2 separate regions of the Homo sapiens genome follow, and region 2 is linked to region 1. Evidence: read pairs that join two places in POLR2A ChIA-PET (ENCODE). Cell type or tissue: Panc1. All regions are shown on one strand. Each heading gives the region's core, and the rest is flanking DNA. Links, peaks and the distances in the headings are about the cores only.

Region 1 (8,819 bases), core at 190-8,189:
TTTCTATTTTGTTCCCATTTTACAGATGAGTACTTTGAAGAAGAAAGAAGCCAAGCCCAAGTACAGTTAGCCATAGAACTGAGCTCCATGCCTATGCACTCTGCCTCTAGACTGATGTAGGGCAAGTGAGCCCCCAAATTGGGACTTAGACCGGAAGAGTTCTTGGCTTCACCCAGGAAATAATTCAAGGGTGAGTCGATGGTTTAGACAGCAGCTTTTATTGAAGTGGCAGTGTATGGCAGCAACAGTAGTTTCCATGCCTTCTCCATGAGAAGAACATCCCTGGGCTAGCTCACTGGTCCCACGAGGAAGGTGTGAGACGTTTGGAGCAGAGTTAAAGTCCGCCAGCCAACACTACCCTAAATCAGCCATCTCCTACTCTGCTCACAGATGTGTAGGTAAGCCCAGTCAACTCTAGCAATGCCAGTCAAACAAGTTCAGCATAAATTAGTGTCCCTCAGGCAACCACAGATCTGTGAGTATAAGTAACCATGTCTTAAGCCACTGAGTTTGGGGTTGGTTTGTTATATAGCATTATTGTAGCCATGGTTAACTTATGCGAGTAACAATCCAGGAACTGGTCCCCAATTAATGGAGAAAATACAACAAAGGGAATTATCAAAGAAATAATTCAAGGCAGTTTCCTAGCACTAAAAAATATGAACCTTCAGATTAAAGGGCCTACCAAGTGGTCAAAACAAGGTAAATCCTCTTCAAAACAGATTATTGTAAATTTTCAGAACATATAGACACAGATATGATTCTAAAAGCTTCTAGAAGGGAAAGTAACAGGTTTCATACAAAGGACTATGAATCAGATGGTTGTAGGACTTGTTGAGTGCAACGCTGGATACTGGGCAACAGTGAAACCCTGCCTTCTAAATTCTTGGGGCAAACTATTCTCAATATAGAACTCTATAGCTAAACACATGATTAAAACATAAGTTGAGACTTTAAATATGTTCTAGATGTGTAAGGATTCAGAGAATTTACTTTGCAGAGTACCAGAGGATATGTTTCAGCAAAAATTAGAAGTAAACCAAGAATATAGAATCCAGGGGATTCAACACGGGAGAGTAGCAGAGGAAATTCCCAGGACGTGAGCTTCGCAGCAGGCATAAAGAGTAACAGGCCAGGTTGAAAGAAGAAATCCAGAGCCCCAGGAGGGAAGACTCCAGGGAAAGAGGAGAGACTGATAGATGCTATGATGTAAGACAAAACTTATGAAAATAATCTTAATAATAATGGTATGGCAGATATAATGCAACATTTGGAAACATTTAAGAAAACGATGCAACTGAAAATATGGAGCAATTATTACCTCTGGGTATATTTATCAGGATAGTTGATGCTAGATGTCGCAATAGATATAAATGTTTATTTCCCTTTGTATCACAATCTAATAAGGAGGCAGTCCTTCATTTTGTGTTTGTACAGCATGGAGCCCACAACATGTACAAGCTCCTTGCTAGGGAAGAGAAAGATGGAAGAGCCACACGGGCTCTTAGCTGCCTCAACTCAAAAAGATCATTCTAGTCACATGGCCCTAACCTAACTAGAAGGGAAGCTGAGGAATATAGGGGAACAGGTAGATATTCAATAGGCACTACCCGTATTCGCCACACTGAAGGGGGAAATGTATGGGAAAGAAAATATAATCAGAGCCCATTGCTTAACTCTAGAGTGAGCCTCATTTATACATTTATAATAATGTTCTTGGTTTGACTAAAAGTTGCAATAGGACTATATAAGGAGGAAGGGGACAGAAAGGTGAGTAACAAAGCAAAATCTGTGTTTACTATAGCAGGAAGTCAATAGAGGATGTCTAAAACTGACAAAGCAGAAATAGCAGAATATGCATATTATTTAGAAATATGAACACACAGAGCAAAAGAAGCAGCTGAAAGGGCTAAAAATGTGTTGTCCCAGGAGAGCAAGAGTAGCAGTAGGAAGGTTGGGGGGAAAGATAGTGCTTTTTTATTTTAAGTCTTTTGGCATTAAAAAATTTTTTTGTTTTTCACATATCTTATTTGGGCAATTTTTAAGGCAAACAAAAAACTAATGATAAAAATGCCCTGCATTCTCCAATAATTAAGACTTGTTCAGTTCTGACCTCCTAGGGTTCTTGAATTCTAAGCATCCATTGTGTCACAATGCAGATTCATCTGAACACAAACTGTCATAGGCCCTGGGTTGGAGAAGTCAAAACAAAGGTCACCATGTTGTTCTGAGCCTAAGGGGTCTTTGTGAGATCTTGCACTACAAACTGCAGCCAAGGGGATCCCGAATGGGCAAGACTTGATCCTCATACTGGTGAAACCTCCTGAGTCCCCAGGGACCCTGTCAGACCAGGCTCCAGCCTCCCTGCGGTCTCTGAGAGAGAATGTGGCTAGTTCTGCCCCACGGCTCCCTGGCAGGTACCACGGGCATCAGGTGTAATGAGAAGTGACAGGCGCAATTGCTGGGGGAACATCCCAGCTTAGAGCTGAAGTTGCCCAGAGTAGCTGGAGGGCTTTTCCAGCTGTCAAGAGGGTCCCCAAACACTTGGAGGCTGCAGTCAGTCTGGTTTTCAGCATTAGCATCTCATTAGCATGGGCTGAGGCCAACCTGGGGCCCGGTCAACAGCCCAGCTTTGTGTGGAGGGAGGGGAAACCAAGAACCCAGGTGGACAGAGGGGAGGAGTTTAGCAGTCTCACCTTGCTCCCTCGTCCAGTCCAGCGGTCAGAAGTGGCCACGCAGAACCCAACATTCAGCCTGGGTGCAGACACTGCCTCTAGCCTCCTCCCCAAGCACTCTCCTAGTATGGTAAGAGAATAAACTGAAGTCCCTAGAGGCCAAGGGTCTCACCTAAGTGGTCATATCCTACAGTTTTAAGTCTGGAGCATTTCTCCTTATAGTTTCTCTGTCTAGAATGTTCTTCCCCCATTTCTTCAGCTAAATCCTACTGCTCCTTTAATATCTGGTCGTAGTTTTGCTGCCTTTCGAAGTCAGTTGACTCTAACTAGGTCACCCCATTTCTGGACAGCATGGGTACAATATCACTCACCTGATAGAAAGAACATGAGGCTGTGAAAAGTTTTTGCATACATTCAGGAGGGATTTTCAGCCATGCCCACCCATCCTCTTTGGGCTTATTGACTCTTCCCTGCCAGAAGGAAAGGCAGTTAGGGAGCTGTAGTCACCAAACATAGGAGGAGAGGACCTAAGTGCCCACCCCACCTCCATTCAAAATGTACCTGGGCCACTTCTCGCCAAGTGCCCAGGGAAGGAAGGTTGGTCAGCTGGTGCAGAGAGGTGTATATTGGACAACAGCAGGGCATAGCTGGAAGGAGGGGACCTGGGTTCAAAACAGATTTTGTGACTGCTGCCATAGAACCTCAGCTAGTTCCTTCCTGAGCTAGTCCCTCAGCTTCTTTGACCATGGAAAGAGGCGCCAGATGTGACATTCTCTTGGGGGTCTTCCTGCTATGACAGTCTGTGACATGGGGCTGGCTGGCTTTCTTTCCCTTTCTTTCTTTCTTTCTTTCTTTCTTTCTTTCTTTCTTTCTTTCTTTCTTTCTTTCTTTCTCTCTTTCTTTCTCTCTTTCTTTCTTTCTTCTTTTTTTTTTTTTTCAAGACAGGGTTTCTCTCTGTTACCCAGGCTGGGGTGCAGTGGTATGGACACAGCTCACTGCAGCGTTGACCTCCTGGGCTCAAGCAATCCTCCCACCTCAGCCTCCTGTGTAACTCAAACTATAGGCACACACCACCACGCCTGTCTAATTTTTGTATTTTTTGTAGAGACAGGGTGTCACCTCTTGCCCAGGCTGATCTCAAACTCCTGGGCTCGAGTGATCTACCTACCTCAGCCTCCCAAAGTGTTGGGATTACAGGCGCAAGCCACTGCACCTGGCTGAGACTTCTTGATACCCATTTCCGCTGATATTGAGATGCCCACAGCTGATAGGTCTCTGTCTCCATCGTCCTGTTTCCAGGCAAAACAGCCCTTGAGAGATTGCAGAAAGCCATCAACCTTGAAGATAACAGGAGCCCTCCCAAGGAAATGTGTTCAGGAGACCTTCTAAGACCATGCCATTTCCTGGGTCCCTCTCCCAGTGGGGAAATTCTCCCAGTAGCAGATTCTGGCAGACAGCAGAGACACACTCTATGCCCAACACTAGGCACCGGATGGATGAGATAATCATAAATCCACAAACTGCAACAAGATAAAATTATCATTAGATGAAGTTAAATTATTAATTAGCACCTCCAAAAAAAGACCGGCACCACCTGGGCTTGAATCTTGGAAGCTGTCTTTCTGAAAGCAAGAGAAACATCAAAATAGTTTATCGATGCTCTGTGGTGTGGGTATAGCCTATGGTTCCCAGAAGCCTGATGGTCAGAGGTCCCACCAGGCAGGCCTGCCCCGCCTGCCCTCTTCTTGCAGTGTTGCCAGAAATAGCCAGTTTGGATAATGTTACTAGGGAAAGGGAAGCAACTAATGTGACCCATTTTTATGACTGGAGAAACTGAGGCAAAGGACGAGGCAGAAAGGCCACAGAAGATGGCTCAGGGTGGGCTGAAGAATTTGTGTACTGGGTTGGGAAGGGGTAGGTCCTCAGATTGCCTGATTATCTAAGGACTAAGGAACACTCATTCGTTCAGTGCACTGCTATTTTGTGCTTACTATGTGCCAGGCACCCGGAATACAGAGGAAAAAGCCATAATTCCTTGTCCTTAAGCACAATGTCTGATGGGCTAGTCTGATGAATCAGCTGTTTCTCCTCTCTGCCTCCCCAGCCTCAAGTCCTAGGACTTAGCCTCTTTATCATCAGCCTTGTTTCCATCATTGTCATCATCATCCACTACCACCACCACCAACTCCTACAACCCATATTTATTCATTGAATCCTGGAACCACAGCAGCTAATGATGGGGGAGGAGGCTTTAAAGACCATCTTTCTAGCCAGAACATCAATCCTTGCTACAGAATTCCGTGTGAATTGTGATCCAGTAGAACACTCCCAGCAATAAGCAGCTTACTCACTGCCTCATAAATCAGCCCATTGCATCTCTGGAGAGCAATTCCTCACTCATTCATTTATTCATTCATTCAACAAGCATTTACCAAGCATCTACTAGGAGCCACCTCAGTACTAGTTCTTGGAGGTACCTAGTAAAATGTGATCCAGTACCTTCTTTAAAAATCTCCCAGGATGATGAGAAAGGCAAACAACCAACCAAGCAATGACAATCCAGTGTGGTCTGGAGGTTGAGCACTCATTCCACCCCAGCACTGTAGACGTCTGATCTCCATTGCTCTGTGCACAGCAGCCCTGTGAGGCAGAAGCCATCGCTCTCCCCATCTTACAGGTGAAGAACCTTCAGCACAGGAAGATTAAGTAACTTGCCCAAGCTTAGTCAGCTGTAAAGTAGAAGGGTCAGGATTTACACCTAAGCTGTCTGACTCCAGAGTTTTGTCCTCTGCCCCTTATATGAAATGTGTCATCCTCTTGTTGATTGATGTAGGCCAGCCTGCCAATCAGCCCGCTGTCCTGAGCACCGATGGTATGCTCTGTGCAGGTCTCTGCGCTTGAAGGTTGGGGAGCTCTCACCCCGAGGCATCCTCTGCTCCCCTGGGCTCACAATGGGCAGATCACTCTGGATCCAACAGGACGTGGGTGTCAGCTTGAATGGAGATGAAGACAGAGACAACTCTGTGTTCCACATGCTTCCTCCACGTGCCCTCCAAATGGCACAGACCGCATGGCCCAAACTCTCCTCCAGCCCCAATATCTACCCTGGCTCCAGCCAAATGAGGCCTGAATAATTCATGGCCAATGCGCATGGCCCAGTCGTGGAGCAGCTTTCTGGTGGCTAAATTGGAGAGCAGGGTGGAGGCCAGGGCAGCTGGACCTGGGAGGGGGCTGTGGTGGGGTTTTGAGAGCCACTAACAGCCAGGAAGGGAAGAGTAAACAAGGTCTGATGAATTATTCAGCCAGGCAGCTGCTGATGCAGCCCGGGGGTGGCATGACAATGTGCTAAGTGGGACGTCACCACTCACCAGGGGCCAGCCTGGCATGTCCAGTGTGGCCAGGCTCTGACCAGAGCCCAGAGGGCAAGAGGAAACTGGAGAAAGCACAGTCACAGCCCCTACCTGGGAGAGTGGCAGGGACCAGATGGCGGCCAGAGCCAAACCAAACCTGCATCCTGGTCATGGGTCTGCTGAAAGTACAGGCGGGGGTAACATGGGACTGGAAAAGGGTGGACTCTAGCTGAGTTCCAAGCATAATCAAAGCAGTGTGCTCTCGAGAACCATTTAACCTCAGTTTTCTCAACTAGCAAATGGAAAGCATGAGCTGGGTTGGGGTAAAACCTCAAATGCTACCAGATGGTTGGAATAATTGCTTTGCCACAACCTGAACCCCACAATCCTGGCACAGCACTGAGTCCTTTCCTGAGCACGTGGTGGTGAATAGTACTCCGTTCACCCTACTTCCCATCCCTGGAGCCTGCCAACTCTCTGGGACCCCAGAAACATCTTTCATCCCTCCCTGCTGTCGTCTCACCCACTTCACTTCGCCGGATCTCCTGGGAGAGGGAACTCTGCCAGTGACCCCTGATATAAGCGTTTGCTCAGGGAGGACGCTGAAATGTCTGCAAGTTCTCCACAGAGCCATGGCTTCATGCCCCCATTGTCAGCAGCACAGGCAAGAGGCATAAAACTGGCCGGCAGAGACCTGCTTTCCCCCCAGTGATTGCTGTGTGACCCTGCACCAGCCCCGTTCTCTCTCTGGACCTCTGGACCTGGGGGTGTGGGGCTACACAAGAAGGTCCCTCAGGTTCCTCTGGCTCTGACCTCAATGAAAATAAGATAGATGGGAGAGAAGGGCTGGATGACTGTTCCCCCCGGCAGGGCTCCTGGGGCAGGAGGTGGGAGGAGCCAGACTTTTCTGGAATCCACGGAGTAGGGGTCAGGCCTTCCTTCACAAGGTTCTAGCCCTTTGGTTTCTGTTTTCCACTGAAAGTCCCCATGCTCTAATGATAACAGAAAAACAGTAACTACCAACAGTAAGGGCTCCACAGGCCCACACTATCATGGCATGGGGCTCACAGCCTCACAAGGCAGGGTCGTGAGCATGGTTGTGATTCCAAGTATAAAGATGCAGCAGCAGCAGCAGCTCAGCTCAGAGAAGTTAAGTGCTTGGTCCAAGGCCACACAGCCAGCAATGAGCAGAGCCCGTTCCAGAATCCCAGACCAGACCTGCAGTCTCCATCATTCATGTGCGACGCTGGCTTCCAAAGTAGGACCACACCAAATCCTCCAGCCTGCTCCCCAGCACGGCTCCCGGAGGCTGGGAGGCTGCACAGGGACTCAGCAGGTCATTAGTCATTTGGTAAACTTGACAAGGATCAAGTCCTGGCTCTGCCACTCACCAGCTGTGTGCCCTTGAGCAAGACTCTCACCCACTCTGAAAGGCAGTCTGCGTCCCTGGAATGGTGGGGTAATCATGCTAATCCCAGCCCCGTGCTGCAGTGGGGCTCTGACAGGACTGCCCTCTGAGCTCACCCTCTAGGTGGCTTGGGCAGCTCAAGGCCAGACTGGCTGAGCTGCATCCTGGGTAAGGAGACAAGGGAAGAAGAAGGAGGGCATGCTGGGTGGGAGCCTGGAACAGCTCCCTAAGTGCTCAGTAATAAATAAGTGATATTGGCCACACCTAATGCTTCCACAGTGCCTGCCAGGCAGAGTGGGAGGGGTGGCTAATGGGGAGGTTTATTATAGGCCCGGCCACCTTTGGGTCTTACTCACATGTCGACCCTCATGCACCCTTAATAGGTTCATGGGTGGCAGGCTGACTCTAAGGGCACAGGGCCTCCTCCAGAGCTAGAGGGCCAGTACCCAGCAATGTTGACCCCCTGGGGGAGGTTCCTAGGAGCAAATGGCACCAGATCGGCACGGGCTAAGGCATCTCATATTCTTCCAGTCATGGTAATGAGGGAGAGAGAAGGGGAGTCTGGATGCCTGGGTTCTCAGCCACCCTCTCAGCAGTGCTCCTTATGCCCAAGGCCTCAGTTTACCTGCCTATAAATCAGAGATAATCCTGGAGTTTGGGAAGCCATGGTCCAAATGAAGGGCTGTTGGTTTCTCCACCAGAGGAGGCTGGTAACATGCCCCAGGAACTGAGACTTCCTCAGTTGGGGAAGAGCAAAGCTGCAACAGCCCCTAGAGACCATCTGCCTCCTTCAGTTGTACAGCAGGGCAAATTGAGGCCTATGGCATCCCCTGTCAGCCTGCTGGGGCTTTGCAGACGCAGACGGGAAGGCTCTGCCTCCTGAACTAAAGCTCACCTTGGAAGGGGTTCCCGGAGCCTTGAGGAGCTGGAGCACACTAGGCTGTGTGTGGCCAGCTGTGTGACCTTCAGGAGGCTCTGCCTCTCTGTGCTCCTGTGTCCCCGTCTACCCCATTTATCGCAAGCAGAATCATCACACCTCAGTTTGGTGTTCCCATTGGCCATCTTCAAAGGTGCCAGAGGCATGCACTAAGAACCCTAAACAGAATGGCCTTGGCTGGGCCACCACCTCACACGAGAGGCAGATGAAGAGCTCATCACGTGGCCCCCACTTTCCTGTCCATAAGCGAGGGTATGGGGCTTTTGAAGCTCCTCTCTTGTCTAAGAGTCTATGGCCAGAAATAATCTGGTGGTTCCTCAAATAAATTAAAAACAGATTACCATACAAATCAGCAATTCCACTTCTGGGTATACACCCAGAAAAACTGAATGCAGGGACTTGAACAGGTATTTGTATACTCATGTTCATTGCATCGGGATCTGCAATAG
Region 2 (8,819 bases), core at 180-8,179, 420 kb before region 1:
ACATGTTAATGCAGAGCTTGAATTTCTACTTCCTGGCTCACAGTATAGTGCTTTTTTCAAGCAATGAGTGGAGATGTATGGGTACCCTCCTTTCCCAGATTACTTCCATCACAAGGACCAGCTGCTAAACTCATACTGGTAGCATCCTACCCAGTACCAGCCTTTCTGAATAGTCTCCCATAGTTCCAATTCACACATACACATTTGCCAGATGGTCTTCAAAACATGCCAAAATAGTTATCATGTCCTACCCGATATTTGCTCCAACTGCATCCTCAGTCTCATGATCTTTAAATTTACTGCTGACCATGGTGCTAGTCAGAGCAACATAAAAGGACATGCTTAACCTCAGGGCTGAAGGAGATGACATAGGTGAAGGATAGCACTCACTGATGCATAGAGACTCAGAAAACAGAAAACAAGGTGCTGTTCTAGGAATTTAGCATAAAATGGCAACTGAGAGAGACATTATGCATGCCTTCATAGTCTGTCTTCTAGTGAGGAGATAGATGAGCAAGTAACCAAAATGTATCTATTGGGAGGGCTTCTTGAAGACTTAAAGCACAAGAAGAAAACAATCATGTGAAGAATGGAAGAAGAGAGGTCCATCCAAAGAAATGACTCATCCAAAGGCCCTGCATTTGGAAAAATCTTGGCATACTTAGCTACCTCTCAGAGAGTCCAGTGGGACTAAAGGACAGGAAGACAGGAGGAGAGAGGAAGAGGATATAAAGTGGCCAGCAGTTAGATGGTGCAGGACCATTTAAATCATAACATATAGCACAGGCTTCACTCTGTCTGCAGTAGAAAGCCATTAAATTGGTTTAAGCCACGAAGAGACACGATTCGATTTATATGTTAAAATAACATCTTATTATGGAAAATTTCCAACATTTACAAAGTAATCCAAATAATATAACGAACCTTCATGTGTCCATCACCCAGATTCAACAAATTATCAAAAATTTCCCATTCCTGCATCATTTACAGATCATTTACTCCCTGCCCTCCCACTTGTTTACTGTCTTTTTTACAGTTTTATTTTCCTCTTTTTGAGGTAAAATTTACTTACAATAAAATGTACAAATCCTAATTTTGACAAATGAAACTCCGATTGTTATCTCAGAACATATTCATCTTCCCAGAAAGTTCCTTCTTGTTTCCTCTTAATCAATCCCTACCAATTAACCCCCAAGAAACAATGATTGTGCTTGCCTTTTTATCTTAGTTTTGCTTATTCTAAAAGCTCATATTCATGAAATCACACGGTATTTTCTTGTGTCTTTTACTCAGCATGTTTTTAAAATTCATTTATGTTGTGTGTGTCAGTAGTTTGCTTTTTAAAAACTGATTAGTATTCCGTTGTATAAATATACAATATGTTTGTCAATTAACTTGCTGATGGACATTTGGATTGTTCCCAATTTTTGGCTAATGTAAATAAACCTGCTATGAATGTTGTACAATTATTGCTGTAGACATATGTTTTTGTTATTCTTGGCTAAATACCTAGGAGTAGAATTAATTTACACGTTTTTAAGCATTGGGAATAGAGTAGAGGGGGCAGGGATGGTGGCAAGAAAAGCAGTTAAGAGGCTATTACAGTAGTTGAGAAAAGAGACTAGGATGACTTACACTGGGCAGTAATTGTAGTAAGACTGTCAGGGGACAGATTTGAAATATATATTGATAAATACGGTCAAGAATATTTGCCAGTGAATTAAATGTGAGGGGTGAGAGAAATGGAAGAATGGTCTCTAGCTTGAAAAACTGGGTGCCTATTAGGATCTTTTACTGCAATTAAGAAAGTGGAGGAAGAACAATAATTTAGGCAACATCCAAGGATTTCCATTTGCAATGGCTGAGGCATGGCAGAGTAGACATTAAGCAGACACATGGAGCCTGCAGCTTGGGAAAGAGGCTGACCCACCATCACCTGGCACACAGCTTCTGCACTGCTCAGGTCCTGCCTTCTCCCTAAAATACCTCAACATCTTGTGGAGGGATGGAAAATGGGTTTTGTTTTATGAACCAATTCTGGTAATTGGTAATAGCTACCTGTGACACTGTGCAAAGAAAGATTCTGAGACCACATTCTGGGCTGGTAGGTAAGGAGTGCTGTGAGTGGTAAAGCATGTCCTTCTGGAGCATGGAGTAGCAGTACAATGGAAACAACTCAGATATTTTCTATGCCTGAGAAAATAGAAGTCCACAACCAAATCAACCTAAAAAGTGAAGAATTTGCTGTGGAATAACTAACTAATTAATAATACAGACAGAAGTCCAAACTGTGCAAATATACAGATTGACCCATATAGGTCAATCTATATTATTTACTTCTCAATTTCAACTCCTCTACCAAATAACCTACTGATTCAGTATCCTTCAGGTCCTCAGTAAATGCTTCTGACTTTTCACCTGATCTCCAAATTGCAAAAATCCCAAAATATGCTGAGTTCCTCATCGTTGGCTGGGATCCTCTCATATCTTGAGGTTAAACAACCCATTCGTGTGAAAACACAGTTCAAAGGATTTCAAACTTTTAAATACAATGATGAATCATTTAAATACCCTGGGGGAAATGTCAAAGAGTGGATTAGACAGATAATCAATGTATAATAGTTGCCTCGTCTTTTCATTCCCAACTGAAGCCATAGGTGAGTTGTTCTCATTATTAATAAAACTATCTATTCATTCATTTATTCATTCATTCATTTAATCATCAACCTTTTGTTGGGCACTAAATTTATGCCAGGCCCCATACTTGGACCTGAGTAGAGAGACAAATAAGTCTATTTACACATAGAGACATGTAAATGATCCCAAGGAGAGTTAGATACCACATTCCTCTGTTAAATATTCCAAAGACAAGTGAGAGAAACTCTTCAGGAGGTAGAAAAGCTAAACTCAGTCTTGAAAAACTATTAAATTAAAAGTTTCTCTGAAGGAAGTATTGGGAAAGGATATTCTAAACAGAGAAGCCAGCATGAACAGGTCTGAACATGGGATGGAGCAACTGGTGGGTGTTAAAGCCCAAGGAGGGTGTGATTGAGGAAATGGGCTGTCGCAGTAGAGGTGTGAGTGCCTGTCTGATGATGGGACTTGGTGCAATTATGGCTGCAATGGGAGTCATTACTGGAGCTTTAGTAGGAGGACGGATATAATCAGATATGTATTTTAGAAAGATTTTGTAGTAATGTGGTGACTGCAGGAGGGGAGGAAATACAACAGAAAGAAAATTGCAGGCAGGAAGCAACAGGAAGTGAGGAAGTAAGGAAAAAGAGGGCGAGGCACAGAGGCAAGAGGGTCAAGGATTAGGACTGCGGGTTAGGATTAGTGCTAGTGCTTGGCAATAGAAACTAAACAGAGAAGAAGGTAGAAGTTCAGACTATGAGAGAGTGCATGTAGCTGAAAATAGAAACCTCATAATGTACCTGTGCAGGGTACTTTGGAAATGCCTGTGATAGAACCAAAGTCTGTCTAACTCCAAAGCCAATACTTTCCACATTTTCACACTCCCAGGTAGCTTTATTCTTGTTCCCACCTCCTCCTGCAGTAGTAACAAACCTCCAAGAGCCCATAGTCCCAGACATTTTGACACCTACACCCATGTACTTGTGTGCGTGCACAACTCTACCTACCTAAACACGGTCTAATCCTACTTATTTTTCTCTAAAGCCTAACTCAACTTTCTCCTTGTCCAAGAAGACTTGTCACAGCTCCTTACCTGAAAATTACATATTTCTAAGTGCTAACCTCTATATTTACTCTCATCTCTTTTTACATTTTACCTTATATCTGAGTCGGTTCTGTACATGTCATCTTCTGGCTAGACAGTGAGCTTGCTGAGGCTGCCTATGTAAGATGCACCTCCGAGTTTTCTTTGAGGGTTCAATGATACTGAATGACATAAGCCCTTGCTGCATGTGCCACCTCACTGGGTCATCTCACCTTCCGAACCAAGCTTATCAACAGTAGATTATAACCACCTTATAGATGAAGAAACAGCCTGGAGGAACAGCCCTTGAATCCAGATTTTCTCATTTGTTCTCTTATCTCTGGTGGTCCTCATTCCCAGGATTACCCACTGTGAACTGGATACCAGGGCTTCATGGGTAAAGCATATTATTAAAACAAATGCTTAGCTCAGACTTTCATTCCTGTAGCACTAGCTGCTCAATTCAAAGACAGGTAGCAGGCCTTGAAACGCTGTCCTTGAAACCTCCTTCTCTTCTTTCTCCTCCTAGATCAACTGACTGTATGGATCTCAGGGAAATGTATTAGCATTTCCTCCTACATATTTAGGGAACAGAAATGTGGATCCCCGTTTTCTTTGTGGGAATGCAGATACTTAAGATAGGAGGGGAGGGGAGGAGAGCAGAGCTAGCTGGTCTTCCAGGGACTCCATGAGGTGACATCATGCTCACTGAGCATTTTCCATGTGCCAAATACCGCACTAAGCATGTCATTTTGGTTCTCTTCAGATAATCTGCTAGGTAGGTATTATGACCTATATTTCATAGAAGAGGAAAGTGATGCTAAGTGATATGAAGGAACTTGTTCAAGTTCATACCACCAGCAAATGGCAGAACCAAGATTTAACAATTGTTTAGGGATCATGGCAGACAGGAGGCAGGACTAGATTGCAGCTCCGGACAGAGCAGCATGTGGAGGCTTGCACTGTAGATTTGAGCTCTGGATCAACTGCAAGAACAAACTAGCAATCCCAAGAGGACCCACAGACCCTCTGAAGGAAGTGGACTGCTCCTGCAGGACCTGGGAGACACCCCAAATACTGTGAGTGCTCTAACTGCGGAAATGAAAAAGGGAGACCCTTCTCTCCCAAACACACACCCCCACTGGAGAGGTTGAAGGTCTGTTTGTGGGAGAAGCTTCTGACTTTACCTGAAGCTGAGTAAAGTTAGAGAGCTGAGCAAAATACAGGGGTAGAGGAAGCAACAGAAAGACCCTGGGTCTCTAAGCAGCCCATTCTTGCCTGGCATTACAGGGAACCATCAGGAGGGTGGCGAGAGGAGCAGAGGGTAAAACTCCACAGGGAGAAGAAATTCTCTAGCTGAGCTTTTTAACAACTTCAGTGGGGTGAGAAGCCTCCTGGCCAGAACTCAGGGCAGGGCGCAAATTGGGCGTGCAGACTTCATAGGCAAGGAAAGAAGTAAAGCCCTTTTCTTTTGCAGCTGGGAGGCAGATAGCTTTGGGCAAGTTTTCAAGCCCATCTCACCCTCCTCCTGCAAACAGACTTGGTGCTGCTGTGGGAGGGGCACGGTGAGAATGCGACCAGCCCTTTGGTTGGCATAGGAGCTGGGTGAGGCCTGTGACTGCCGGCTTTCCCCTACTTCCCTGACAACCTGCGTGACTCAGCAGAGGCAGCCATAATCCTCCCCGGTACACAACTCCAGTGACCTGGGAATCTCACCCGCATCCCCCACAGCAGCTGCAGCAAAACCCGCCCAAGGAGAGTTTGAGATCAGACAGGCCTAGCCACGCCCCCACCTGAAGGTTGTTCCCTACCCACCCTGGTAGCAAAAGACAAAGGACATATAATCTTGGGAGTTCTAGGGCCCTGCCCACCACCAGACCCCTCTCTACACTACTACAGCTGATACTTTCTGGAAAGTGCCACCTCCTGGCAGGGGGCCAACCAGCACAAAAATAGAGCATTAAACCACCAAAGCTAAGGAGTCTCACAGAGTCCATTGCACCATCTGCCACCTCCACCAGAACAGGTGCTGGTATCCACAGTTGAGAGACCCATAGATGGTTCACATCACAGGACCCTGTGCAGACAACCTGCAGTACCAGCCTGGAGCCAGGTAGGCTCACTGGGTGGCTAGACCCAGAAGAGAGACAACCATCACTTCAGTTCTGCTCAGAGGAAGCCACATCCATAGGAAAAGGGGAAGCGTACTATATCAAGGGAATATCCTGTGAGAAAAAAGAATCTGAACAACAGCCTTCAGCCCTAGATCTTCCCCCTGACAGAGCCTATCCAAATGAGAGGGAATCAGAAAATCAACTCTGGTAATATGACAAAACAAGGCTCTTCAACACCTCCCAAAAAATCACACTAGTTCACCAGCAATGGATCCAAACCAATAAGAAATCCTTGATTTACGTGAAAAAGAATTCAGGAGGTTAGTTATTAAGCTAATCAGGAAGGGACCAGAGAAAGGTGAAGCCCAATCCAAGGAAATAAAAAAAATGATACAAGAAGTGAAGGGAGAAATATTCAAGGGAATAGATAGCATAAAGAAAAAACAAGCAAAAATTCAGGAAACTTTGGACACACTTTTAGAAATGCAAAATGCTCTGGAAAGCCTCAACAATAGAATTTAACAAGTAGAAGAAAGAAATTCAGAGCTCAAAGACAAGGTCTTCAAATTAACCCATTTCAACAAAGACAAAGAGAAAAGAATAAGAAAATATGAACAAAGCTTCCAAAAATTCTGGGATTATGTTAAATGACCAAACCTAAGAATAATCAGTGTTCCTGAGGAAGAAGAGAAATCTAAAAGACTGGAAATATATTTTGGGGAATAATTGAGGACAACTTCCCTGGCCTTGCGAAAGACCTAGACACCCAAATACAAGAATAACAAAGAACACCTGGGAAATTCATCACAAAAAGATCTTCGCCTAGGCACATTGTCATTAGGTTATCCAAAGTTAAGATGAAGGAAAGAATCTTAAGAACTGTGAGACATAATCACCAGGTAATCTATGAAGGAAAACCTATCAGATTAACAGCGGATTTCTCAGCAGAAACCCAACAAACTAGAAGGGATTTGGGACCTATCTTTAGCCTCCTCAAACAAAACCATTATCAGCCAAGAATTGTGTACCCAGTGAAACTAAGCATCATATATGAAGGAAAGATACAGTAATTTTCAGACAAAGAAATGTGGAGAGAATTTGCCATTACCAAGCCACCACTACAATAACTGCTAAAAGGAGCTCTAAATCTTGAAACAAATCCTGGAAACACATCAAAACAGAATCTCTTCAAAGCATAAATCACACGGGACCTATAAAACAGAAATACAAGTTAAAAAGCAAAAACAAAAGACAAAATACAACCAAAGTACACAGGCAACAAAGAGCATGATGAAAGCAACGGTACCTCACATTTCAACACTAACATTGAATGTAAATGGCCTAAATGCTCCACTTAAAAGATACAGAACCACAGAATGGATAAGAACTCACCAATCAACTATCTGCTGCCTTTAGGAGACTCACATAACACAAAAGGACTCACATAAACTTAAAGTAAAGGGGTGGAAAAAGGCATTTCATGCAAATGGATACCAAAAGTGAACACGGGTAGCTATTCTTATATCAGACAAAACAATCTTTGAAGCAACAGCAGTTGAAAGAGACAAAGAAGGACATTATATAATGGTAAAAGGCCTTGTACAACAAGAAAATATTACAATCCTAAACATACACGCATCTAACACTGAAGCTCCCAAATTTATAAAACAATTACAACTAGACCTAAGAAATGAGATAGACAGCAACACAGTAATAGTGGGGAGCTTCCATCCTCCACTGATAGCACTAGACAGGTCATCAAGACAGAAAGTCAGCAAGGAAACAATGGATTTAAACTATACCTTGGAACAAATGGACTTAGATATGTACCGAACATTTCATCCAACAACCATAGAATACACATTCTATTCGACAGTGCATGGAACTTTCTCCAAGATAGACCATATAATAGGACATAAAACGAGCCTCAATAAATTTAAGAAAATTGAAATTATATCAAGCACTCTTTCAAACCACAGTGGAATAAAACTGGAAATCAACTCCAAAAGGAACCTTCAAAACCATGCAAATACATGGAAATTAAATAACCTTCTCCTGAATGAGCACTGGATCAAAAACAAAATCAAGATGGAAATTAAAAAATTCTTCAAACTGAATGACAATAAATGACACAGCCTATCAAAACCTTTGGGATGCAGCAAAAGTGGCGTTAAGAGCAAAGTTCATAGCCCTAAATGCCTACATCAAAAATTCTGAAAGATCACAAACAATCTAAGGTCTCACGTTAAGGAACTAGAGAAAGAAGAACAAACCAAACCCAAATCCAGTAGAAGAAAGTAAATAACCAAGATCAGAGCAGAACTAAATGAAATTGAAACAAAAAAAGATTACAAAAGATAAATGAAACAAAAAGCTGGTTCTTTGAAAAGCTAAGAAAATTGATAGACCATTAGCAAGATTAACCAAGAAAAGAATAGAGTAAATCCAAATAATCTCACTAAGAAATGAAAAAGTATATATTACAACTGACACCACTGAAATACAAAAGATCATCCAAGGCTACTGTGAACACCTTTACGCACATAAACTAGAAAACCTAGAAGAGACAGATAAATTCCTGGAAAAATACAACCCTCCTAGCTTAAATCAGGAAGACTTAGATACCCTGAACAGATCAAAACCAGCAGTGAGATTGAAGTGGTAATTAAAAAATTAGCAACAAAAAATAATTCAGTACCAGACGAATTCACAACAGAATTCTACAAGACATTCAAAGAAGAATTGGTACCAATCCTTTTGACACTATTCCACCAGACAGAGAAAGAAGGAACCCTCCTTAATTCATTCTGTGAAACCAGCATCACCCTAATACCAAAACCAGGAAAGGACAAAATCAAAAAAGAAAATTACAGACCGATATCCTTGATGAACATAGATGCTGAAATCCTTAACAAAATACTAGCTAACTGACTCCAACAACATACCAAAAAGAGAATCCACCATTATCAAGTGGGTTTCATACCAGG

Evidence for each region. ChIA-PET counts read pairs that join two places held together with the same protein. Peaks named below come from ENCODE experiments on the same cell type or tissue, not always from the same donor. Only the 100,000 strongest peaks of a DNase experiment are listed, where the experiment ranks them.
Region 2: POLR2A ChIA-PET joins it to region 1 with 17 read pairs; 2 of 35 experiments call an interaction of 5 or more read pairs at or near these places.

What each region holds. Positions count from the first base shown.
Region 1 is chr17:34,477,091-34,485,909 of GRCh38, forward strand. It overlaps LOC105371738 (a long non-coding RNA gene), which reads left to right. Exons shown (of 4, transcript XR_934687.3): 4 at 26-596. LOC105371739 (a long non-coding RNA gene) reads left to right here and starts at 2,179. Exons shown (of 3, transcript XR_934688.2): 1 at 2,179-2,417; 2 at 2,714-2,805; 3 at 3,975-4,632. In Panc1, for the core only: no CTCF peak of the experiment used is centred there; no DNase peak of the experiment used is centred there; H3K27me3 peaks cover 989 bases.
Region 2 is chr17:34,054,377-34,063,195 of GRCh38, forward strand. All of the region lies in intron 1 of LOC107987247 (a long non-coding RNA gene), which reads right to left. It also overlaps a transcript of ASIC2 not described here. Among named protein-coding and RNA genes, the nearest start is that of LINC01989, 120 kb to the right of the region's middle. In Panc1, for the core only: no CTCF peak of the experiment used is centred there; no DNase peak of the experiment used is centred there.